Linked DNA regions of Homo sapiens: regions 1 and 3 are each linked to region 2. The links are chromatin loops, found by intact Hi-C in ENCODE. Cell type or tissue: Calu3. All regions are shown on one strand. Links, peaks and the distances in the headings refer to the core of each region. The heading gives the core; the rest is flanking DNA. Region 1 overlaps LOC105378313 (a long non-coding RNA gene). Region 2 has its middle 400 kb from the start of IPMK. Region 3 has its middle 240 kb from the start of IPMK.

Region 1 (8,669 bases), core at 2,637-6,636, 530 kb before region 2:
CTCATTATTGTGAGACAGAGGTAGTGCTACAATGTGAAAAATCTAGATTTCATGATAACTTCTGTAGCTCAGGTGAGAGGCTTAGATTGATAGTTTACCAGAACCACATCGGATGGGGCCGATTACTTTCCACAAAGAAAGGGATGTCGATGAAAACAAGTATCTATCCCTGCTTTAATGCCTAGTAAATGGAGTAAAATCATACATATCTTCTGATTTCAAATCCTGCTCTCTTTCTTTTTACAAGAAGATTATTTTGGTTGTAAACTCCTTAAATCTCTAGAGTTCTAATTCTTTATATTGTTGACTGGTTAGATATCTCCTTTATGCGACACCATTGCAAAATCTTGTGTGTCCAGGTTCTTTCTAAATCACATGCACAACTACGTAAGAGGAGCTCTCAGTTTAGAGTGCAAACATAAATAGCACTACTCCTCTTCCTGTAGTCTCAAACAAGTACTCAGAAAAGCACTCTCTATACCTACAATAAAAATCTGAATAGTGTAGCATTGAACTCTTTGTGGAAAAGATACATAATTCTTTGAAAAAATACTCCAAATTTGCATCCTGTAAGTGAAACTGTACATGATAATGAGTTGTTAACCTTGAGTTCTTTTTTACCTGTAGAGGGGCTATGAACGGGCCAAGGATAATGGTTATATGGTTGATACAGAGAAAGAGACTTAAATAAAAGGGACTCTAGAAATATTCAGTAATTTACCCTTTCAACGACTTTCCTGGATACTTGTCTTTAAATAAAACGATTTTATAGCATGGTGTTCTTAGAATGTGAGTGTTAGCAATCCTTTGGATGTCACCCTATATTTGGTGGATACATGCTATCTGAATTCATTTGTGTGGCATATTTAAAATTAGTCACATTCACTTGGAATAGGGAAAGTTAGGAATATATTCCGTCAAATTTACCTTAGGCAACAGAGGACTGGAGGAAACTATTTCTCTGAATAAACTACTTCTGTCTACATAAACGTGTGTTCCAGCTTTCTTCCCTTTTGTGTCGTTATATCTGAAAAGAAGAGCGAAATCGGGGCAATGCTGAGCTACTAACTAGTATTTAGATTGGAAATAAGTATGAACAGTTTGTTAGTTAAAGGAGTTTATTTAACAAGCCTGAAGATTGAAATGAAAAGGCAAAAGATTGAATTCTTTGCTGTCTCCTAGCATATATCTTTCTGAATCACCTAAAAATGTTTAGTTACTTGTAAATTCTGAGATGTCAGCTTCTACAATGCTACTTTATTGGCAATGCAGAAACATGGGAAATACTATAAAATATTACTACCAACCCGTCCCTCACAAATTTAACTTTGTCATTAACAGATCTCTGAGTGATGTACTTTTGTGTCCAGAATTGGGAGGGTTCTTGGTCTCACTGACTTCAAGAATGAAACCAGAGACCCTCGTGGTGTTACAGTTCTTAAATATGGTATGTCTGGAGTTTGTTCCTTCGATGTTCAAACGTGTCCGGAGTTTCTTCCTTCTGGTGGGATCGTGGTCTCGCTGATTTCAGGAGTGAAGCTGCAGACCTTTGCAGTAAGCGTTACAGCTCTTAAAGGCAGCGTCTCTGGAGTTGTTCTTTTCTTCCAGTGGGTTCGTGCCCTTGCTGGTTTCAGAAATGAAACTGCAGACCTTTGCGGTTAGTGTTACAGCTCTTAAACATGATGCGGACCCAAATAGAGAGGCACAGCAAGATTTACTGCCAAGAGCAAAAGAACAAAGCTTCCACAGCACTGAAAGGCATGTAAGGACGGTGCTGCTGCTGGCGCAAGTGGCCTGCTTTTATTACCTTATCTGGCCCCCACCCACATCCTACTGATTGGTCCATTTTACAGAGAACTGATTGGTCCATTTTACAGAGAGCTGATTGGTCCGTTTTACAGAGAGTTGATTGGTCCGTTTTGACAGAGTGCTGATTGGTGCATTTACAATCCTTTAGCTAGACAGAAAAGTTCTCCAAGTCCCCACCCCAACCAGAAGCCCAGTGGCTTCACCTCTCAATGGCACTCACTGCCAGACTTTGGGGTACCTAGCCCAGGCACTTTGGCAGTGCAGAGGGAGCTTGTGCCCCATCAAGGCCAGCAGGCACTGGCTGGCAATGCCTAGTGCGGGGCCGCTGAGCGGGCGCCCACCCAAAACCTGTGCCAGCCTAAGAGCGCCCAGTGCAGCCCCGGCTCCCACCTGCGCCTCTCCCTCCACACCTCCCAGCGAGCAGAGGGAGCCGGTTCTGGCCTCCACAGGCCAAGAGAAAGGCCCCCACAGCACAGCGGTAGGCTGAAGGGCTCCTGGAGCGTGGCCAGAGCAGAGGTGGAGGCCCAGGAGGCGCCAAGAGCAAACGAGGGCTGCTAGCACGTTGTCACCTCTCAATTTGACCTGTATTAGTTCTGAATACAATGACAACCAATTTCAGCAAAGAACTCAAGGATATATAATAGGTCACACCATGATTCATTCAAATGCACACTAGGCTCTGGGATTTCTTAATGGAATCTTGTCTTTATTGATTTCAAAGAGATCTAGAAACTTAATGACTGCGTGTTTTGTTTTTCCTGTGTTCCAAATTACTTCAGGTAATTAAGATTGCAAAGTAAAATACTTTGAACCATCACTCTTCTAGCTGCCAGAGAGGTATTCATTAGTTTGCATTAAATCCGATTGTATTTGGAATCAGCATCACTTTTATCAGTAAAATACCTCCCTTTTTGCATCAAATATTGAATAACTTCTTTCTCTAAGACAGGATTTCTCAAGCTTGGCACTATTGATATTTTGGGCTGGGTAATTGTTGTATGGGTTATTCCATGCATTGTACTTAATATTTAGCAGGATCCCTGAACTCAAGCCACTACATGTTAATTTAACTCTTCCCCCACCACACACACACACACACACACACACACACACACACACACACACACACACACGAGTTATGACAACAAAATTTCTCCAGATACTAAATGTCCCCTGAGAAGAAAATCACCCAGGTTGAGAACCATGACTCTACAGCAATGGCAACTGTCATAAAAGGTGTAGTCAAAAATTTTTAAAGAGAAATGTAAAGTTAAATGTTATGTAGTCAAATAACCCCTCCTATTGCAGATTACTAATTTAAATAACAGAAAAGCTTATGGAATTGAGTAAGGTGACACAGAGCCAGGATTTAAACTCAGCTACCTCAAATTTCTATCAAATGCCTTATAGTTATTCACTATAAAGAAAATAAAATATTGTAGAAGGTATAAACCCAATTATATTTATTTGTTGACATACTTTTTAAAATTATATTTTATGCAAATTGATATATATCTTAGCAGTTATGCATTTATGTAAAGGCTTTTATATTTTTATGAATGAACTTTTCCTTGTGAAAAAATATTCAAATAAGTTGCTGGCTTTGATTAAAACACAAATGTTAATGCAAACCATATCAGAAAAGAAAAAGAATACTTATCATTAGAGCTTGATTAATGACTCAATCATATACATTGTAAATTTTTGATTAGAAATATTCCACACTAAAATAATTATATTAAAAAATTGTTTTTATAATATTAGGAGAAATAAAAAAATCATTTGGAAGTTTATCATTGTCCCTAGTGTTTTGTCTGAAGGAGATTGCTAGTATGCGTGTGTTTGTACGTGTGTGTGTGTGTGTTGTGGATAATCAGAATTGAAATATAATTTTCCTCCTGAATCAATTTTCTAAATGTGTTATCTTTACAATTCAATTACATGTTTAAAATGCACTACTACACTTCTTCTTAGGTTTCTATTGCTACTGTAACAAATTATCAGAACTTTAGAGGCTTAAAAAGCACAAATTTATTATCTTCCAGTTTTGTAGGTCAGAAATCCAACACAGGTCTCACTGGGCTAAAATTAAGGTGTCAGCAAGGCTGAATTACTTTCTGGAATCTCTTTTCCAGAACGTAAAGTCTCGGTGGAATCTCCACTGAGAACTTTTACCCTTTCTAGCTGCCTAAAAATTATTTCTTAGTAACTCCTGTATTATTTTCACCCTCAGGAGATTTTGCCCTAACTGCTGTTGGGGGTGTTGGATGATGATTCTTTCTGGTTACTTCCTGCCAAAAAGGGGCGTGGTGTGGGGGTACAGCAGTTGGGGCTCCTCCTGAGGTTGGTCTAAGGGTTCTCACAAGATTGGTGTGTCCATGTGTGGCTCTGTCTGCAGCACCATTTGGTGTTTGATTGCTTTTAGGCAAAAAGAGATAAATTTTACAAGAAGGTTTAAAATATAAAGTTAGAATATGAGTATTAAGATTATCACTGTTAGTGGGGATACTGTAAACCTTAACTATGACAATAGTTTGATACCTGTTAGTTACACCAATGGATTGTAATACCGGTCTGCCTCCACTAGATGTCATAGTACACTACAAGAAAAGTTAATATAAAAGTAACATTTTCCTTGAGAAAAACACATTTTGCCCCTTGACTTGCCACTAGGGGATAATTTTAGGCTTAGGCCTTTTTTATAACTTGTGATATGATTAAGAGAAAAGCAGTATTAGGTGGCTAAAATAACTTTAGTGTCAATCTTGGCAATTATTTCCATTTAATTATTAAATTCTTACATGATTTTCACAGACCCTCTTAAAACATATTCAAACTTTCTGACTTGTCCTAAACATTCATCCTTAAAACAACCAGTCATTTCCTTTTAGGATGAGAATTTACTATACAAGATCCTTTCTTATATAAAATCTCTCTTTTATAACCTTTCCATAGCTTAGAGTGCACCATATTATCAATCTTCAGTAAAAAGTCCTAGCAAACTTAATGATAGTAAAACTTTCATGGTTACTTCTTGATTGTAACTAGTACTCCTGCTACAGGCAAAACAAACTTGACTAAATCCTTCCTGTAATTATTAATCCTGCTATAAAGATGATAATTAGGCAAAATATTACAGCCATGAGAATTTTAAAACCAGAATTCCACATTGTGGGTACCACAGTGTATAGCTTTATTGCAAATCATAGCGTGACTATAACAATTCCCATAAAAGTGGCATAGTAAATAATTTTTGTTTAAAACTTTACTTGCCAAGATATAACATTTCCCTTGGGGGATTTATGAAGTTACAAATGCAATTCCATGTATAATTAAAATCTCTCTGCAAATACGCGTTACAAAGAAGTTCTATTATTTGGCAGAATAATTATATTAAAATAAATTATTTTTATAATACTAAGAAAAATAAAAAAAATTATTTGAAAGTTTATCATTGTCCCTAGTGTTGTGTCTGAAGGAGATTGCTAGTATGTGTTTGTGTGTACGTGTGTGTGTGTGTATAGATAATAATAATAAAGGTAGAAGTAATAAAAAGTATTTGTTGAGGTAAAGGAGTGGGGCTGAGTAAGATGATTGTCCCTCACTCAGTTAGTTATCTTTTATGATTTTCAGCCTAAGATCTTCTGTTTCTCCACATTGATATTCGAGATGTTCCTCTGGGCTGTCAGGGGTTGCTCCCTCAGGTCTTCAGGCATTGACTTGAGTGTGATGTATTCAGAAGTTGATACCTGTAACGTTTACTGCTGAGGGGGTTGAAAGAAGAACTGTATAGGGCCCTTCCCAGCTTGGCTTAAAGAAGAAGAGAGAGAGATGAGTTTTCACTAATACGAAATTTCTTAGGTTAAGTAAAGGTGGTCCTATTTCTTGGGGTTGGGCTTTTTCTAGATGTATCAATTCCTATTGAAAGTGAGCTAGAGAGGGTAGATGCTTAACCAAGTTAGAGGTTTTCTGCCTGAAAACAACCTCTGAGCACATTGATAAGTTTTATCCTTTCCTAAGTGAAAAGCTTGGTGAAGGAATGTAAGGACTTTCCATTGACTGGAGGCTGGCAAATGGAGTTTGCCATCCTCTGACTGTAGCTATCCTGAGTTATGAGAAGTACACCCTTGAGAAGTGGCTCACTCTATTTCTGCAGGGGAATAATGAGGTTTAATTTTTCTTATGGAGCCTTCCTTGATTAGGATGGCTTGAAGTGTGTTAATCCCTTGAGGCTTCCTTGCCACCAACTTAGCTGCCTGATCAGCTAACCTATTTCCTTTGGCTACTTTATCTGTTTCCTTTTGATATTCCTTACAATGCATTCCTGCTATTTCTTGTGGAAGGAAAACTGAGGATAATAGCCTGCTAATTTCCTGGTAATATTTTATAGTAAATCCATTAGTGATAAGAGAATGTCTTTCCTTTTAAATGGCAGCATGAGCATGAAGAACTAAGAAAGCATACTTGGAGTTAGTATAAAAGTTAGCTACCTTTCCCTTGCTTAATTTGTGATCTTATAAGAACTTTTAGTGCAGCTAATTCAGTGCTTGTGTCTGGGGAGAGACATTTTTTAGACGTTATCCTGCCTTATGTATTGCTTGCTTTACTGGCTGTTTGTTTGCTAAGGATCCTCCGTCCACTCCTCACAGCCTGTTTACTACTCTAATGAGCAGAGCTTCATGTGCTTTTAGTAACGGCAGTGATGAAGATGACCTCCCTCCAGACCTGGCCGAGGCAGTGGGAGTGACCACATCTACAACCACAAACACCACAACGGCCGCCACTCAAGTCTCCATGCCACTGCCGTCCCCCAAGGTCCAGAATGTCAGCTCGCCTCACAAGTCAGAAGGCCAAGGCCTGCTGTCCCCTGGGGCCAAGGTATTGGGGGGTGGAAAGCTCTGGTGAGCAGCCACACTTGCTGGGAATGTGGGGTGTAAACAGGTAAATTATTTCCTAGGGTTAATTTGGAGGCTTTTCTGATGAGTAGAGCTACTGTGGCAGTGGTTTGGAAGCATGTATAAATAACAGGTCCTCCTAATTGCAACTAAGAGGCTGAGAAAAATATTGGATTGGAGTTTGTCCTGAGACGCCCCTTACAGTCGTATTATGGGAAGAGGGGAGGTCTAAATTAGAGAGGAGCAAAGAGAGACAGACAGGCACTAGTGTTCAGAACGAGGTCTACTTTCCTTCCTTCAATTTCCAGAATTACCCAGAGCTCCTGTGCTGTAATGACACTTTAGCCACCGGAGCCAGGATTTGAGCCCCAAGACCTATCAGTCCTGCTGGAATCATCGGTGAGACTGGTTCTGTACTCAGTGACCTCTGCCTTCGGGGGCAATTTGATATCCAGTGGCCTACACTTCAGGCTGGACCTGGTCAAGGTGGCTTCTTCTTGATGTTTGGGCACTCCTTCTTAAAATGCCCTGGCTCGCCACACTCATAGCAACTAACGGATGCACCTGGGGTATCCTGGACTTTGCAAACTTGCAAAGCGGCTATTAGAGCCTTTGTCATTCTCCTGAGCTTCCTCTCTATCTTTTAGGCCTCCTCCTGGTCCCTATTATAAGAGACCAAAGTGGCCACCTCAAGGAGGTATTCCAAGATGCTATCTGGTCCTATAGCTTACTTCTGTAGTTTCCTTCTAATATCGGAAGTTGCCTGTGTAATAAACTTAAGCTTTAGAATGAGCTGTCCCTCAACTGAATCAGGGGATGAGGAGGTGTCCTCTTTTAGTGCCTCTCTCAGCCTTTCCACAAAGCCTGCAGGATTCTCATCTGGCTTTTGGTCTATCATGGACAGTTTAGAGTAATTAACAGATTTTGCCCTATTCTTTCATAGGCCCTCTAAAATACATATTAAAAAGTGCTTTATTTTCCATTCATCTGTAGAGCTATTGGGATTCCAATTAGGGTTGTCAAGAGGAACAGCTTCCCTTCCTATTGGAAATGGTGTTTCTGCTATTTCTTCCCTTTCCCTATCTCTTTTCTTCCTTTCTGATATATTACAGGAGGTATATTGCTCATCTCCAAAATTATCTGCTACCTGCAGAACTGCCTGCTGTGGTTAGAGTTTGGTTTAGGAGCAGCATAACATCCTTCCATATGAGGTGAAACACCTGAGTTAAATTCTGGAAACCTTTTGCATACCTATTGGGGTCGTCAGAAAATTGGCCTAGTTCTTCCTTTATTTGCCTAAGGTCCTGTAATGAGAAGAAAACTTGAGGTGTCCCCAAATAAGGGGAATTATCAGATGGTTCCCCCAGAAACTGCCTTTGTAATTGGGGGATTATTTTCTATAGGCTTACCTGTTATGCCTGTTAAAAAAGCTAGGTCGATCTTACGACACTTGCAAAGGTTAGTAAAAATGCCATGCCCTTGTGCGAAATAAAATGAGTCACATTTCTCTTTAAAGTACCGAGGTTAAACAAGTTCCAGTGTTTCAGAGTGCACTCCAGAGGGGTGCAAGCTGAAGATAGTCTGTTACCCATCTAGAAAAAGAAGTGAAAATAAAAGCATCCTTTTAGTCCTTCTTTCTTTCATTGTGACCCAGGGTGGAGCGGGAGGAGAAGACAGTGGGAGCATCCCCCCAACTATTTTCTCTCCTCAGTTCCTAAGTCCCAGCACTGTGTTAAATATTCCACCCAAGGTTGCAGGCGTAGCCTTCCAAGCCATGGAACCAGATGAACTAAGTGATTGGATTAACTATGCTTTACCCACAGAACCTCAGCTTATCTGCCTGTTGTGATCCCCTTTGACTTCCTAAACTTGTGTGATCTGCCTGGCTCCCTGAAAAATGGATCTCCAGAGAGTCTATGTCATCTTTGGTCAAGGCTCCTTTAATGGAGGGAATGTTCTATATTG
Region 2 (8,669 bases), core at 2,551-6,550:
TAAAAACCAGAATGGGTAGAGGAGAGTTGTGCCCCCAGCCAAGAGGCAGTGGGAGAGGTCTACATCAGCTGGGAAGAGTACTTGGCCACTGACACGGTTTAAAATTCAAGTACATGATACTAACAAAAATTAAAGCAACTTTCAGTTGATTTTGTCATTATTTTTAAGTTCTCTACAGACAATGCCAGCCTTCCAGGGCAGACTATCTCCTTTTGAGGACAGAGACTCCATATGGCATAAATACAGGAAGCATAGTTTCTTTAGGGCCACCAAAATAACAATCTGCCAAAAAGTTTGAAAGTTATTTTAAGACAAAAGTCAATAAGTTTGAGCAATTGATTAAATATAGAGAATAAAGGAAAGCAATGAGTCAAAAGTTACAGTGAAGAGTGTCTAGCCTAAATGTCTTAGGGTATTGGTTGTCTCTCAAAATAAATAAGTAAACAATGATAATCCTGAGGCCAGGAAACATTTTAGTAACATAAGATGTGTTTAGTGAGAAATGTTGATAAAATTTCTCTGTAGAAATTCCCAAAATGTAATGAAAAATGTGTTTGCAATTTATGTCGGGGGGAAATATGTGTTGGAAATATTGAAGTGTGGAGAGAATAAAATGAGGAAAAGTGAAGAAAGATGAGGCACTGCAGCGGGGTGCTCACATTTCAAAACTAATAGGATGGAATAAGTCAGGAAATAGGCTTAGTGAGAGGGCAGTAGAATCGAAAGAAACCAAAGAAGGAGAACATGTCAATAAGTAGTAGATAGTTAATTAGGCAAAATGCTAGGGAAAAAAAATAGTAATATCCAAAAATAGGCCAATTAACTTAGCTCTTGGGATGTCCCTTCTAACAAAACATTTCAGCTGAATAGTGCGGAAAAGTCAAATTGTAAAAGGTTGAGGAGGAGCAATGACCATCTAACTAACTGCACCTGGCATTTGAGTGACCACTATGATGAGCTTACCATACAATATCTTATTTAATACAACAACCCGGTGAGGCAGGTCAGAATCACATTTCATTGTGTCAAAAAAATTATCTGAAGCTTGGAAACACATAAAAGAGAGACCTGGATTATTTTTCAGTGTGGTGCAGATTTGACTTTTTATTGTCTGAACAATTTTTGAGTTTGAGAGACACAGGTTAACTTTAAGATTTTGGCCCAGTAGAGATGAAAATAATTACTCTTTGGTGGAACAGATAATGTCTTTTGTAAATTAACTAGCTTGTGTCTAAAGTAGTTTCCTTGTAAAATTCTCAAATTGTTGATTATACCTTTAAAATATTGTTTTGACTGGTCTTAATTGCAGTTTGACTGGTCCTTCTTTGCAGTTCCTTCATTGCATTCTAGAGGAAGTTGCTCTCAAGGACTGGGGTGGGGTGGGTACCCCCCAGGCTCATAGGTGTATCTACATTCCTAACCCTGGTGTCTTTATGGTGGGGTGTGGGAAGAAGAGAACCTTAGCTAAGAAACTTTTCTCCATTCTGACTCAGTATTTCTGTCTCCCTAGCCTTTCCCCGTCTCCCTTCTCCAGACACTGAGGGTTCATAAAATTGCAGATCCTGACTATTTTAGATTTTACATATAAGTGAGATTATGAAGTATTTGTATTTCTGTGTCTGACTTATTTCACTTAACATAATGTCCTCCAGTTTCATCCATATTGTCTCAAATAACAGGATTTCCTTCTTTTAAGGCTGAATGGTATTCCTTTATGTGTGTGTGTGTGTGTGTGTGTGTATGTGTGTGTACTGCACTTTGTTTATTCATTCATCCATCATTGAATCATTGAATGTTTAGGGTGTTTCCATATTTTGGCTATTGTGAATAATGCTGGAATAAACACAAAAGTGCAGATATTTCTTCGACATACTTATTTTATTTCCTTTTGATATTTCCAGAAGGGAGCTTGCTGGATCATAAGGTAGTTCTTTTAATTTTTTGAAAAACCTCCATGCTGCTGTCCATAATGGCTGTACCATTTTACATTCACACCAACAGTGTACAAGGGTTCTCTTTTCTCCACATCCTCACCAAGTTATCTTTTGTTTTTTTTTGATAATAGCCATCCTAGCACATATGAGGTTATATATCATGGTGGTTTTGACTTACATTTCCCTGATGATTAGCAATGCTGAGCACATTTTCATACACCTGTTGGAAACTCATAGTAGCAGACAATAGAATGATGGTTGCCAGGTGCTAGGGAAAGAAGAAACAGGGTGAAACTGGCCAAAGGGTAGAAAATTTCAGTTAGGCAAGATGAATAATTTCTGGAGATCTAATGTATAGTAATGTGATTAGTTTACAGTACTATAGTATATACTTGAAATTTGCTAAGAGGGTAGATTGTAAGTGTTCTCACCACATACACACTGCTAAAACAAGTTTAGCCTAAAGCTGTCTCCTTACATATTTTAAGTCTGGCTTAAAGGTTTCTCTGTACATCGTGAACTGTAACAAGTGGAGGTGTAACCAGACCATGGCCTGTGCTTCCGCCAATCACTAAGTTTTGGCCAATCAAATGTAGCTAACAGTTGGAACCCTGTTCAAATAAGGTAAACACTGAGCTGTAACCAATCCAGCTGTTTCTGTACCTCGCTTCCATTTTCTGTACATCACTTTCCTTTTTCTGTCCATAAATCTTCTTCCTACACGTGGCTGCGCTGAAGTCTCCAAAAATACTGGCTGGGAAGAGTGCCGAATGTGTAAATTGTTCATTGCTCAATTAAACTCTTTTAAATTTAATTTGGCTGAAGTTTTTCTTTTAGCAACACAAAAAATGGTAACTGTGAGGTGATGCACATTCTGATTAGCTTGATTGTGGCAATTATTTTACAATGTATACATATATCAAAATATCAAGTTGTACACCTTAAATATGTACAATTTTTATTTGTGAATTATACCTCAATAATGCTGGAATTAAAAAAAATGCAGGAGCCTTTTGCCAGGGCTCCTCAGCAGTGAGATAATTCTCCCCTGTCTATCATGTGTCCATTAAAGCCTCATCCGGTGCTGTCTTTTGGGGGAAAATAAAATACTGGTGAACCATTGCCTCGCTTTTTTGCCTCTTGCTGTGCTGTCATAATACATAAAGAAAGACTTAATTGTTAGTTTCAGCTTGGCTTATTCTAATTGACCACCTCCATACCTGGCAGCTAATCATGTTCAAATCAAAATATTAGCAATTCGATTTAAACAGAAATTTGACAATTTGGACACTGGGAAACACGTAGGATATAAAAAAGATGCCTTAAAAATTCTAACTTACATTCAATGTGTGATTACATTTTGCCAGGCATGTAGCTCTTTTAAAGGATAAAGTATTTATTTGATAATTGCAGCAAGCCCAAATAGATGGAGGTGTTATATTGTGCTACTAACCTTACAAAAAAAAAAAGAAGTTAAAAATGGATGATAATAATCTGAACAGAAGGAAAATAAAAAGAAATCTGGGAAGAAATAGAAGCACTAGGGATACACCAATTTGATGCCCCTTTCTTAAGTTACCAACATGTTGTCAACTAAACATGGGACACTTATACTTGTACATGGGTTTGGTAATGAGAGTAAGAAAGTGGTCAATAAAAAGAGAGAGACTTTTTCTTAGGATAAGTCTAGCATGTGTGCATGCATTCTGGTACCTGGAAAAAAAAAGAGAATAGGAAGAGAACAACTGAAGATGCCAGAAAAAAAGAGAAAACTCTTTTTCCAGAAAAATTTTGGAGAAAGAAGGAGGGGATCGGGTTGAAATCACAAGTGAAAAGGTCAGCACTATAAAAAGAAGAAGGTTGCCTTTTTCTCAAAGTCTGGAGGAAAGAAATAGGGAAAAGTAAAAGTGCAGGAATAATAAGAGGCAGTAGAGATGGATTTCAGCAGGTAGCAAGGGGTGGAGGGATGGAATTCTCATTCGATGACCTCAATCTGCTCAGGAAAATCAGAGACAAGGTCATGCACTGAGGATGAAAAGATTTGAGGTTGATTGGAAGGGACAGGACTGGAGCAGCCACTCAGGTAATGCATTAGAGAGTGAACGTGAAATAAATAAGAGAATCAGTAAGCCAAGGAGAGAAAAGCAGTGTTGTTACTTGGTCTGACACTGTAGTCTGAGACTGAAATGCATAAAGAGGAATTGTTGGGACCCAGGATTGGGGGATTCTCAAGGTAGTCACAGAGGAGGGAAAGCAAGCCTGAGATTTGAGAATATTGAGAAAGAAGCACCCCTGAAATGTCTCGCCAGAGCATTTAAACAGGGTGGAAGCAGCAGCCTGGCTGTCGCTGCTACATGTTCCCATAGCATCCTGTAATTCCACCATCACAAGGGGATTTAATTGTGTATTTGGTAAGCTTCCCTCAACTCAGCTGTAAGCAACCCCAGTGCAGGGTTGTGACTCCCTTATTCATTCCCCAATGTGCAGCAAACACAGCACCTGCCCCATATGTAGAAAAGAGCCAATAAATAGTCATTTACATGGACTTTGACCAACTGTGTTGTAACCTTCTGGCATTTATACTATTCTAGATCCCATTGCATTTTCTCTCCTGCGTTTTCTCCCTGCTGGAGGCTCTGATCTTCATGACTCATATATGTCCTGATGCTGACCTGCCTACCTGGCTTTGTCTAGTATACTTGTCCCCACCTTTCAGGCAGATTATCTATTCCAGAATCATTCTTCTCCCTTGGGTACTAGTTTCCAGCTATCCCTTTCCCAGCTTATTGCTTAAATTCACTCTATGTGCTGACTCTTTTTATGCCTAACACCTGACTCTGGTGCACTAATATCAATAGAGCAAGACAGGAAAACCTCATGCTGAAACACAGACAGCATCAGGAGACAGAACTAATCAGGTCAGAGTTAGAACCAGGGGAGAGAAGTTCTAACACCTGGCATCAGTAAAGAGAATGTAAATGCAGGTGAGAAATATGTGAAAGGCTGAGAACCAGAAAGTCAAGAAGGGAACAAAAAAAGTAGTGTTGAGGGTGCCAAAACAGTGATAAGTTATAAGGATTAAGCTTGAATTTGTGGGTTAAAAGAGATAAGGCTGGTGACTCATATAGCACAAATACCTCAACTCTGACACCTATGGCCTTTTAGGGACAAAGAAAGAAACTGACACTTAAAAAGAAATCATATGTATTTGATTATATTTGTGCCCATAAGCACGGTACATTGTAATTATTACCAGGGGATCTATGGGTTCAGAGCAGTTATATCATTTGGGATCAGGGATATCAGTCCATGAATTCAGCAGACATTTGTTGTACACCCACTGTGTGCAACTTAGGAATACTCAGAGCAATAACAAAGGCATGGTCACTGTTTTCAACAGGTTTACAATCTTGGGAAGAAGAGAGACATGAGAATATACTTTGAGCAGTGGTATCTTCAAATGGTAAGATAGAAGATGGGAGAAACTCTCCTCCCCTGGAGGCGTCAAGTGGGGCTTCTAGAGCAGGTGACAATGGAGTGAATCCTAAAAGATGATAGGGGTTCACTGGGAAGGAAAATTCTTAAGTCATAGGAAAAAGTACATCTCAGAATATGCCACTGTGAAACAGCACATTTCATCTGGCAAACTGTGGGTATCTCAGCATGGTTGGCACATTGAGCAGTATCAGAGAATGATAAGAAATAAAACTAAAGAAAGTAAGCAGGTGCCAGATGACTAGGGCCCTTGCCATGGGACATTGCAATCGTACGCTGTAGGTGAGAAGAAAAGTCTCCATGAAAAAATAAGGAAAAGCACCAGGAAATTTGCAGACATGGGAATAGAGAATTCATGGGAAACATGACGCTTTTTCAGATATTAATGGAGTAAAATGCAGAAATGTAGGCTTCCTGTGGTATTCCATGTAACTTAAGTAGGGTAAATTTGTGGAATTTAAAGAAATACTCTATATAAGGAAGATCTTTTGTTTCACTGAGGTCCTCCAGCAAATGAATTGACAGCATCGTGAGATAGTGAGTTTCCTATTTTAGGAGGTATTGAAGTAGAGGCTGCAGTCAGCCTATAAAAGGCATACTAGAAAGAGGTGATGTGAGAAGTAGAAAAGACAACCAGTACTACCTCAGGTTGTAAGATTTTCTATCTCTCCTGTACTTCAGAATACCAGGATGTTATATGCTCCATAGATGTTGAGCATTTGATTGTCTGTAGCAAAATCAAAAATTAATCTGGCATAATCCTTTAACAATTTCCAGGACTCAGTGGTTCTGTGAAAATACATCTATAAACCAACTTTCATAATTTAAAGAACTTCTCAGACTGTGGAGGATGAGATTTAAAGCTAAAAGTGCAAAAAGGTAAAGTTCCTAAATTACAGATAAAATCATTTAACCTGTTTAAAATCCATTTCCTGATGTTAAGGATATTTTAGCCTTCATTCCAAAAAGACATACAGTCAATTATATTCAAGGATTTTAAAACAGACTTTACTCCACTCAAGCGGCATTTATAACAAGACTTGTTCTTTAACAAGAATCTTGTTCCTATATTTCTCTAAGTCTAATTTATCTTACTTGAATTATTTTCCATGGAGATTGAGGTCAGAAGGTATGTCAGTCTTATCATTTTTTATCCCAAATGTGACGTGCTCTCATAATTGCATTTAGCTTACCAATATGTGTAATGACATACAATTGTTCCTGCTAAATATTAATTATGTAAAGGAGTTCAAATAGATGAAAATTTATGAATAGGGCTATTATTCTTTTTTAAAGCTAATTTTTTTGTCAATGAAAGAGTATTTGACAAATTTTTTTTGTATTTTAATGAAATCAACTCATGAGAAATCAGAGAATTGGTTTATGAATATTGTTAACATTTCTTAAATCTACCTGTTTTAGTTTCATTCAAATCGTACACCACAAAGTAAATACTGACTTAATCAGCAAGCATTTCCAGACAAATACTGCAGTTTCCAATTAAGCAAGGCAAAACCACAATGCAACCATGGAGAGTCTGTTTTGCTTCATTGCATTTTGCAAAGTTTCCCTTATTGAACCTTTACTCAGGAAATAGAAGGTCAGTCTCTTTGGGAAGTCTGAATCTTATGTGGTCATCTCCTCATTCTCTCATCACCCTGTTACCAGCCATTAGCAGCTTTTTCTACACCTTATGAATTGTCTAGGAACTACTTCCCAAGCCTGGATGTTCATCAGAATCTCCAGAAAATCATGTTTAAAAATATAGATTACAAGTTCCAAGATCTACAAGCTTTAGATGTAAGGCTCTGAAATCTGTATTTTTCTTAATAGAAGTTCCCCATGAGGAAGTGATAGAGCGAATCCTTGACTAGTGTTGTGTGCAGATTCAGTCTGAGTCCCTTGATAACCAGCTTTTCTCTGGAAAGCCAGATTCTTTACAAATGGTCTCTACAGTTGTTCTGAAAGTTCCATATGAGAAAATGTCTACTATATAGTCTCTTCCAGTATTGTATTTAAGTTTCTCCAGTACTTTTCTACCACTTCCATGGGCCCAACTTTCAGATGTTTTCCCCATCACTAGTTTTCAAGCCCTGGGGTAACCTCAAGTGCTCTGAGAAGAGCCATAATGCAAAACAAATCTTGTCCTTCATACTTCACCATCTACAAATGCCTTCACTTACTTCCCAGCAAAGCATCCCGAGCTTGTGCACAAATTCCCCTTCTTCCCACATGTAATATTTACAGGCTCTATGCTTTCAAAATCAACTTTACATAGGTATAATTCACATACAACAATTGTACCCATTTTAAGTGAATGTTTTATGAGTTTTGACAAATTTTTATACCTGTGTAACCACTTCTACTATCAGAATACAGAACATTTCCCAAATATTCTCTTGTGCCCCATTCCAGGTAATTCTCCCCAAGCTCCAGCCCCAGAAAACTTCTGACTTGCTTTCTGTCACTGTAGAGGTCCATATAAATAGAACCATGCAATATGTATGCTTTTGTGTATAGCTTCCCTTGCTCAGCATAATTGTATTAGTCAGGATTCTCTAGAGAAACAGAATCAACAGGAGATGCTTATATATATATATATATGGGTATATGTATATATATGGGTATATATATGGGTATATATGGATATATATGGGTATATATATGGGTATATATAGATATATATACGAGTGTATATGTATAGATATATATATATGGAGAGATTAATTGAAGTGGCTCTTGCAATAATGGAAGCCAGAAGGCCAAAAATCTGCAAGATAGGCCAGCAAGCTGGAGATCAAGGGAAGAGTCAGTATTGCATTTCAAGTCTGAAGGCCATCTGCTGGCAGAATTCCTTCTTGCTTGGCAGTCAGGAAGCGAGTCAGAAGTTTTCTGGGGCTGGAGTTTGGGGAGAATTAACTGGAATGGGGCACAAGAGAATATTTGGAAAATGACTACTGGGGAAATGTTCTATATTCTGATAGTAAAAGGGGTTACACAGGTATAAAAATTTGTCAAAACTCATAAAGGCTTTCAAGTGATTAGATGATGCCCACCAACACCATGGCAGGCACTCTGCTTTATTCAAAGTTCACCAATTTAAATGTTAGTTGCATCCAAAAAACTCTTCATAAAAACATCCAGAATAGGCTGGGTGTGTTGGTTCATGCCTGTAATCACAGCACTTTGGGTGCTGGGATTGGTGGATCACTTGAGGTCAGGAGTTCAAGACCAGCCTGA
Region 3 (8,669 bases), core at 2,305-6,304, 160 kb after region 2:
AGAAGCAGTCAATGATTGCTATCTAGTCTTAAATAAGACACCAAAAATGCACATGGCCCTACAAAAGGATAGACCACATAGCTTCAAAGACTGAGAGAAACACATAATGTCAGCAACATAAAGCTCCTTTTCTTAGAGATTATGTGTGTAGTGCTTTTATATTGTAAAATATAATGTAAAAGAATACAGAGAAACATATAGGAGTTTTCTCTGTAAAAGAACAGAGAGAGAGAAACATATAGCACTTTCCCAAATGGGAATTGTGCTTGATGTCATTAGGGGCACACAATTTCCACCCTGAATGAAGCAATGTAAGTACATTCTGTGCCCACCCACCTCCACCCTGAATGAGTGATGATCAGTAAAAACACGTTAGCAGAAAATGTGTTTCACATGGGTCAAAGACCTAGACTGATGGAGGAATCACCATCTTTTAGTTGTGTCAACCAGAGAATATAACCTGATCAACAAGCAGGAGAAGACGTGAATGGAAGAAGTCAGACAAGGAATAAAATACTGCAGCCCAGAAGTGACACACATTCCTTCCTGTACTGTTCCATTGGTCAGAACAACTCACATGGACTACTCAGCTTCAAAGGGGAAAAATGCATTCTTCCAAGTTCTGGGAAAAATAGACATGGATGTTGGTGATCTCTGGTAATGACTCCTTAACATCTCCCAGAGAGCTTTCCTTTTCCAAGTTAAGCATTCCTAATTTCTTCAACTGATTTTCATACGACATAGTTTCCACAGCCCTCATCTTCCTGATTGCCCTCCTATTTTGGTCATCTCTACTTTGAGTTCTTGACCAGCACTTGTAAATATGTGAATTTTATGATCATGTTGATATTCTGAGAAGAAAGGATGCAGTATTCAAAGTGGTCAAACTGAATAAAGGAAGCTTAAAAGGATCAGTCAACCTGAGAAAGTTTAGAAACCACCACTTTAGTTCTTCATTATTACCTTCAAGGGTCATGCTTAGTGATACAATTTTAGCAATGGTCTGACCACTAGCGAATACTACTGTTCTGTTGCATGTTTTGATATGAACAAAAATATAACATTTCTATGAAAAGAGCCTAAGATTGCATTATTGTGACAAAATATTGGACTACAGTGAGTTTATGGGCAACTAAAACACCCAAGGGTGTGCCACTTGAACTGCTGTCAAGATAAGCATCACGAATCTTGAACTTATGCAAATTCTGAGGGTTTGTTTTAGTTATTTCTCTTAGATCTCTTCTCATTTTTACTTGCTGTAGGCTCAAAGTTCACATCTTGTGTTGGCATGGATTTGGTGAAAAGGGAACACTTTTACACTGCTGGTGGGAATGTAAACTAGTACAACCACTGTGGAAAACTGTATGAAGATACCTTAAAGAACTAAAAGTGAACTACAATTCGATCCAGCAATCCCACTACTGGGTATCTACCCAAAGGAAAAGAAGTCATTATATGAAAAAGACACATGCACACACGTGTTTATAGCAGCACAATTTGCAATTGCAAAAATATGAAACCAACATAAATGCTCATCAACCAATGAGTAGATAAAGAAAATATGGTATGTATAACCCATGGAATACTACTCAGCTATAAAACAGAATTAAATAATGGCCTTTGCAGCAACTTGGATGGAGCTGGAGGCCATTATTATAAATGAAGTCACTCAGAAATGAAAAACCAAATGTCATGTGTTCCCATAAGTGGGAGCTAAGCTATGAGGATGCAAAGGCATAAGAATGATACAATGGATTTTAGGGACTAAGGGAGGAAGGATAGGAGGGGGAGGAGAATAAAAGACTACATGTTGGGTTCAGTGTATACTGCTCTGGTGATGGATGCACCAAAATCTCAGAAATCACCACTATAGAACTTATCCATGTAACCAAACCCCACCTTTTCCCCAAAAACTACTGAAATAATTTTTTTAAGGTTCACATCTTGGTAAATGGTTTTTAGTCCTAATCCTGTTCTTCACACCCATATTTGTGTTTTCTGATCACCAGCAGACATAGATTCCTTTGAGGCAACTACACAAAACATTGGACAGCTGAGTGCAAAGAACTAAGCCACAGAACATATCACATAAGAACTTCCTACAGGATGACACGATTGTGGTCATCAGCACACTGGATCATCTCCCTGTTCTGCATCTATTCTCAGGTTCATCAGTGTTCACGAATGTGCTTCCCTCCCTAACATGAAGCACTTCCCTGCTCCTCATTGAGTGGCCCTTCCACTGCAGTGAACAGGTTTCTGATCCCACCGACAAAGTTCTCAGTTGTTGTGGGAAGTCAGGGACCCCAAATGGAGGGAGTGGCTGAAGCCATGGCAGAAGAACATGGATTGTGAAGATTTCATGGACATTTATTAGTTCCCCAAATTAATACTTTTATAATTTCTTATGCCTGTCTTTACTGCAGTCTCTAAACATAAATTGTAAAGATTTCATGGACACTTATCACTTCCCCAATCAATACCCTTGTGATTTCCTATGCTTGTCTTTGCTTTAATCTCTTAATCCTGTCAGCTGAGGAGGATGTATGTCACCTCAGGACCATGTGATAATTGCATTAACTGCACAAATTGTAGAGCATGTGTGTTTAAACAATATGAAATCTGGGCACCTTGAAAAAAGAACAGGATAACAGCAATTGTTCAGGGAATAAGAGAGATAACCTTAAACTCTGACCACCGGTGAGCTGGGCAGAACAGAGCCATATTTCTCTTATTTCAAAAGCAAACAGGAGAAATATCACTGAATTCTTTTTCTCAGCAAGGAACATCCCTGGGAAAGAGAATACGCGCCTGGGGGTATAGGCCTATAAACGGCCCCCCTAGGTGTGCCCGTCTTCTATGGTCGAGGCTGTAGGGGTGAAATAGACCCCAGTCTCCCATAGTGCTCCCAGGCTTATTAGGAAGAGGAAATTCCCACCTAACAAATTTTTGGTCAGACCGGTTATTCTCAAAACCCTGTCTCCTGATAAGATGTTATCAATGACAATGGTGCCCGAAACTTCATTAGCAATTTTAATTTTGCCCCGGTCCTGTGGTCCTGTGATCTCGCCCTGCCTCCATTTGCCTTGTGATATTCTATTACCTTGTAAAGTACTTGATGTCTGTGACCCACACCTATTCACACACTCCCTCCCCTTTTGAAAATCCCTAATAAAAACTTGCTGGTTTTTGCGGCTTGTGGGGCATCACGGAACCTACCGATATGTGATGTCTCCCCTGGACGCCCAGTTTTAAAATTTCTCTCTTTTGTACTCTGTTCCTTTATTTCTCAAGCCGGCCGATGCTTAAGGAAAATAGAAAAGAACCTTCGTGACTATCGGGGCAGGTTCCCCGATACTCAATGATAACCTTCAGTCTGAATTGAATTCTTTATTGTTTTCTTTGTTTTATCAAATTTTCTTTACCTAAAATGTGTTCTTAATATTAATATTTTAATCACAGCTTTTACACCAAATGTGAATTCAGAAAAGTTATTTAATGACTCTGGAGCCCATTTTATTCACCAATAAAGAGATGGTTGGACCAGAAATCTTAGGGCCCTTTGCAACTCTACAAATGTAAGATTCTCTGAATTTTTCTGGATATTTTCTTCTGAAGAGTGAAAAAGTTCCCTGACAGAATTGTAAAAATCCTATGACAACAAAGAAGCTAAAGCATGAAGAGATAATGGGATTTTCCAATTGTTGTGCATAGCCCATTGTAGAATCAGGAACATAACCTCACCCTGTATGCATTCCCTCTAGAAATAATAGCACTTCATCCTCTTGCCAGACATTAAAATGCCCTTATGTACCACCTAATAATAATAACTGTTTAGTCCTGACTTAATGCCGCCTATCAATACACATTACATTGGCCTATTAGCTTCAAAACACCTCACAAGGTTAACTGTGTAATGATTCAATAACATTTATCTAAGGATCAAAATATTATTATATTATAATACAGAAAATAATAGGGATGTTATGCACTTGTTATAGCTATTCAACAAAAATAGAAAAATAGAAAATGTACAGCTGTGTTACTCTGCTTCCCCTTGTATGAAATACTTATCCCAGACAATTGCTATTCTCAGATTAATGACATCCGATTTTACTTAAAGTGTTGACAGTGGTTTCCCTCCTTCCTCATTAGGGTCCTGACTGGTCACACCATATGCCAGAGGGCCTCATATATGAAGTCATTGGAAGCCATTTACAGGTTTCAGGAAGCTGAGTTTCTTCCAAGATGAGAAGAAAAAAATCTGTTTTACCTTGTTATTTCAAAAAACATGGCCTGGAGCTCAAAGGAGTAGATAGCTTAAATGCATTGCATAATGTGTTCCTTGTTAAGAAATTATAAACCCTGTGCCGAACATACCAGCCCAGCCACTGATACCCCAGAGAAAACAGGAGTTGTTTTCAGGAAGAAGTTGAACTGATCATTATTTTTCTGTCTTCTTGCCTCTGATCTCTTCACTTTACACAAACATTCCCTGTTAAGTAATTTATCTGAAAAGAAAATATAAACACACCAAATAATTGTCTTTTTACTTCAGTGTAAAAACAAGCAGGCATGTTGCTGTCTAGGTTTCAGAGCCACATCCTTCTCCATCTCCAGTGACAATGAGGCCCCTTTGAGTTGAGTATTGTTTTTTCAATTTCTTCAGGTTTTCACAGATGAAAACGTGAGTCATGTAGAGGAAGTCAGTCATTTCAAGAGCCTCTGTAAATGATTCATCCCACAAATCTTTCTGGAACCAGTTAACTCTTTCTGAGGGAATGGACAAACATTCCTTGCCAACCTGGGCAGAAACAAAGTTCTCAATTATCATTGTTACCAACTGAAAAAGCAAGAATGGCTTACATATTGAGACTCTCAATAAATAGTTGTAGGTGTATTGGCTGAAGAATGTTTATTTATTCAGTACCTACTATATTTCCAGGACCAGGGTAAATAATTATAAAAGATAAGACATGGCATGGGGCTTCAGGGAATTTATTATACACCTTGGGGGAGCAATGACATATTTAATATAATGGGAAATCAATATTAGGAAAAAAATCACACTTTAAAAGCCTTGTAAAATAGACTTTAAATTTTTATAGATTTGGAAAGAATATATATATATATATGTTAGGGTGGACATTGAATGAAGGCTTTGTTGAAAAAGTAGATATTCAGCTTCTGTTCATTTATTATGGGTTACAATACTAGGGTTAACAGGTTAGCAAAAATCTCAATGGCTCATCCAGCATTTATTTCTCACTCACATAAGTGATATCTGAGGGTTGGCTTCAGTTTTGTTCAATGTTTTCTTTACCCGGAGACCCACGCTAAAGTAGCAGCCTTATTTTAATCTGCTAGTAGAAGGAAGAGATAAAAATAATGAAACCACATGATGCTCTTGAAGTGTCTTCTCTGTCCTAGCATGTGTTACTTCCATATTCCATTGTCCAAAGCAAGTCACATGGCCAACCCAACCATTAATGAGGTAGCAAATATACTTATCCTACTGGGAAGAGCACAGCAAATCACTTAGGAAAAAGTGACAATATATAATCTTCTTAGAGGGAGCAAATGATGCAACAATAATACATTAATGTAATTTAACAATACGATACTGCAATCTACCAAGAGGTATATATGTATGGAATATGGTTTTGCACAAGGCAGAATGGAGGAAGCTCATTCTGGTGGTAGGTATTTCAAGAATATCTGGGTCAAAGTGTATATCTATACTGATTTTATCTGAGCCTCCCAAAGAGCCTTCCAAAAATACTGTAATAATCTGCATTCCCACTAAAAGCGTATAAAAGGATCTTTTCAATCCTATTTTTTATGAACTGCTCAATGTCCCAATTTGTGAGGTACAAAAAAATGTTAATTTATGTTCTTATTTCCATTTCTCTGGTTAATGATGAGCATTTTTCATATGTTTTGTGGCTATGTATATTTTTCATATTCATATGCTTTAAGAACAATGACCTTTTCGTACGGAAAGAGAATTTATACAGTCTGTTAAAATTCATTGTAATCTGCTCAGGGGCAGGTTTAGGCATTGGATACAGGGGTCAAGGATGTATACCAAGTGAAGTAACAACATCTTTCTAAAATTAGGGATTATTTTTTGAGTGGTATGTGTCAGAACTTCCTCTGTTTCCTTATTTACTTCCAAATATCACCCCGCTACACACACTCAACTTACTTACCAGACATGGAAGTCTGGTAGTAAGACTTTTCATGGAAGACATGGAAAGACCACCTGGGATGAAAATCACGGATTTTAAAATTCGAAATCCTGGCCATGAACATAGTATATCTGATCACTGAGATGAGGATGGATTCCCCTATCTTTGGGGGTTACTAGAATGCTGATCTCCTATGACTAAAAATCACAAATCATTCTTCAATGCCTTTCTCAATTCTCTTACATTTTATTCTCTCTACTCCAACATTTTCAAAACTGTTTTTCATGGAACATTAATCTCATAACATGCTACAGGTTAAAAAAAAAAAAAAAAAGAAATGAAGTAAGGTTATAGTCAAATAAGGTTGAGAAATACTATGTACTAATACTATCCTCAAACTCACAAGCTAAATGACCTTGGGCAAGTGACTTTCTTTCTCTGACTTTAGTTCCTACATGTGTAAAATGGTGTGATAATAACAGTACCTTCCTCATGTAATATTAAACTAGTTAAATCTTGCAAAGCACTTAGAATGATGCCTGGCATATAGTTAGTGTTTAATCTGTTTGTTATTATTATTATTATCATTTTATTAGCATTAGTAGTAGTGGTAGTAGCTGCATCTAAAGGCTCTGAAAAAACTTTGCAGCAAATAAGCTTATTTAACATTGCTTAATTCAGATTATTTCTCATTAATTATTTTTTACTTAAGTTGGAAAATACCATTCTTCTTTTATCTGAATCTTCAAATAGAAAAGGAATAGCTGGGGGTCGGGGGACACAGAGACCATGGTCAAGGTCAATAGGAAAAGCCATTTGGTAATTTGTGTTTAATCATGAGTTTTCCCTCAAGTGCCAGCCCAAAGAACAGCTTCTGCCTCTTCTGTAGGAGAAGAGACACTTGACACGCCCTGTCCACATGCAATGTCAAGCATTACAATTATCTCTGTCTGCTACCATGTAATAAAAGGAAAATTAAAAATAACTTGAGTTCCTGCATTTCATGTTCTTCTTCTCGTATCCAAATATAACTATTTCTGAGCACATTATGAACAGCAAATAATTCTTGCTGGAAAATTTCAAGAGGAAAGAGATGATCCTTTCCCTTGTCATGCTCTCAGTGATAAATAAGGCACAGAATTCTATTCTCCAAGGGTGAGATCTGACTTCTTTTGTTTGGAAGCCAGGGCGGCATTAAATGCAACATTTATTTCCTTGACATCAACAACAACTGCATGAAATTGCTTGTGCAGGACACAGACTTGCCCTACCTGCCTGCTCTTGCAGTGTTCGTTTCATAACAAGTAAGTATGCTCTGTCCTTAGCAAAAAGGAGAATGTCTCAGAGGCCACTCAGAATGGGCCACCAGGCTGGCCCCAGTGCATCTGTGTCACTGAGTTCACCCAGATACTCAAGAGGCCAACCACTGCTTGCCAGCAGGGCCAAGTAGATACTGGGAACTTGGGACCTCCTGTGCTATTCAAAGAAGGTAACTGAAAAAACTGAATTTTTTCCTTTATCAGAAAACACATGAGGCCGGGAGCAGTGGCTCACGCCTGTAACCCCAGCACTTTGGGAGGCCGAGGCGGGCGGATCACGAGGTCGGGAGATCCAGACCATCCTGGCTAACACGGTGAAACCCTGTCTCTACTAAAAATACAAAAAAATTAGCCAGGCGTGGTGGCTGACGCCTGTAGTCCCAGCTACTCAGGAGGCTGAGGCAGGAGAATGGCGTGAACCCAGGAGGCGGAGCTTGCAATGAGCCGAGATCGCGCCACTGCATTCCAACCTGGGCGACAGAGCAAGACTCCGTCTCAAAAAAAAAAAAAAAGAAAAGAAAACACATGAAATATACATTTAATCAGGGATTTTAATTTATTCAAACTATAAAAATCACTTTTGACAAGTATCTTTTTAATTTGATTTTTAACAGTAAGTAAATATATAAGGATTATTAAATATTACAAACTAAACCAGAAACTATCTGATTAACAGCTGTCAGTATTCCTCAAAAGTAAAGATGCCCTAGACCTAATGTTGATGGTTGTCTAAGTTTAAAATAAAGGAATGAACTCATGTATCAGTTTTCTATTGCAGCTATGACAAATTACCAAAAACTTGACAGCTTAAAACAATACCCACTTATTATCTCACAGTTCTCTGGGTGAGAAGTCCAATACACATCTCACTGGCCTAAAATTAAGGTGTCAGCAAGGCTACATTTCTTACTAGAGGCCCCAGGGAAGAATCCACTTCTAAGCTCATTTATATTGTTGACTCAGCTGAGCTCCTTTCATTCCTTTCATTTGTAGAACTTGGGACCTCATTTCCTTGCTGACTGTCAGTGGGGAACTGCCCTCTCTCCAGTCCTTACACATGACCTCCCTACATCTCAAAACCAGCAATGACAATGCATCAAATCCTTCACCTGCTTGGAATCTGACTTCCTTCCCGTCTCTCTCACTCAACCAAAGAGAG

Evidence for each region. Peaks named below come from ENCODE experiments on the same cell type or tissue, not always from the same donor. Only the 100,000 strongest peaks of a DNase experiment are listed, where the experiment ranks them.
Region 1: a loop joins it to region 2, with 4 times the contacts of the local background. A loop is called at or near these places in 2 of 110 quality-filtered maps.
Region 3: a loop joins it to region 2, with 5 times the contacts of the local background. A loop is called at or near these places in 2 of 110 quality-filtered maps.

The regions. Positions count from the first base shown.
Region 1 is chr10:57,334,879-57,343,547 of GRCh38, forward strand. All of the region lies in intron 5 of LOC105378313 (a long non-coding RNA gene), which reads right to left. Among named protein-coding and RNA genes, the nearest start is that of MIR3924, 35 kb to the left of the region's middle. In Calu3, for the core only: CTCF peaks have their summits at 4,331 and 4,534; a DNase peak (open chromatin) is centred at 4,383.
Region 2 is chr10:57,860,471-57,869,139 of GRCh38, forward strand. No RefSeq gene overlaps it. Among named protein-coding and RNA genes, the nearest start is that of IPMK, 400 kb to the right of the region's middle. In Calu3, for the core only: no CTCF peak of the experiment used is centred there; a DNase peak (open chromatin) is centred at 4,551.
Region 3 is chr10:58,019,141-58,027,809 of GRCh38, forward strand. No RefSeq gene overlaps it. Among named protein-coding and RNA genes, the nearest start is that of IPMK, 240 kb to the right of the region's middle. In Calu3, for the core only: no CTCF peak of the experiment used is centred there; DNase peaks (open chromatin) are centred at 4,361 and 4,671.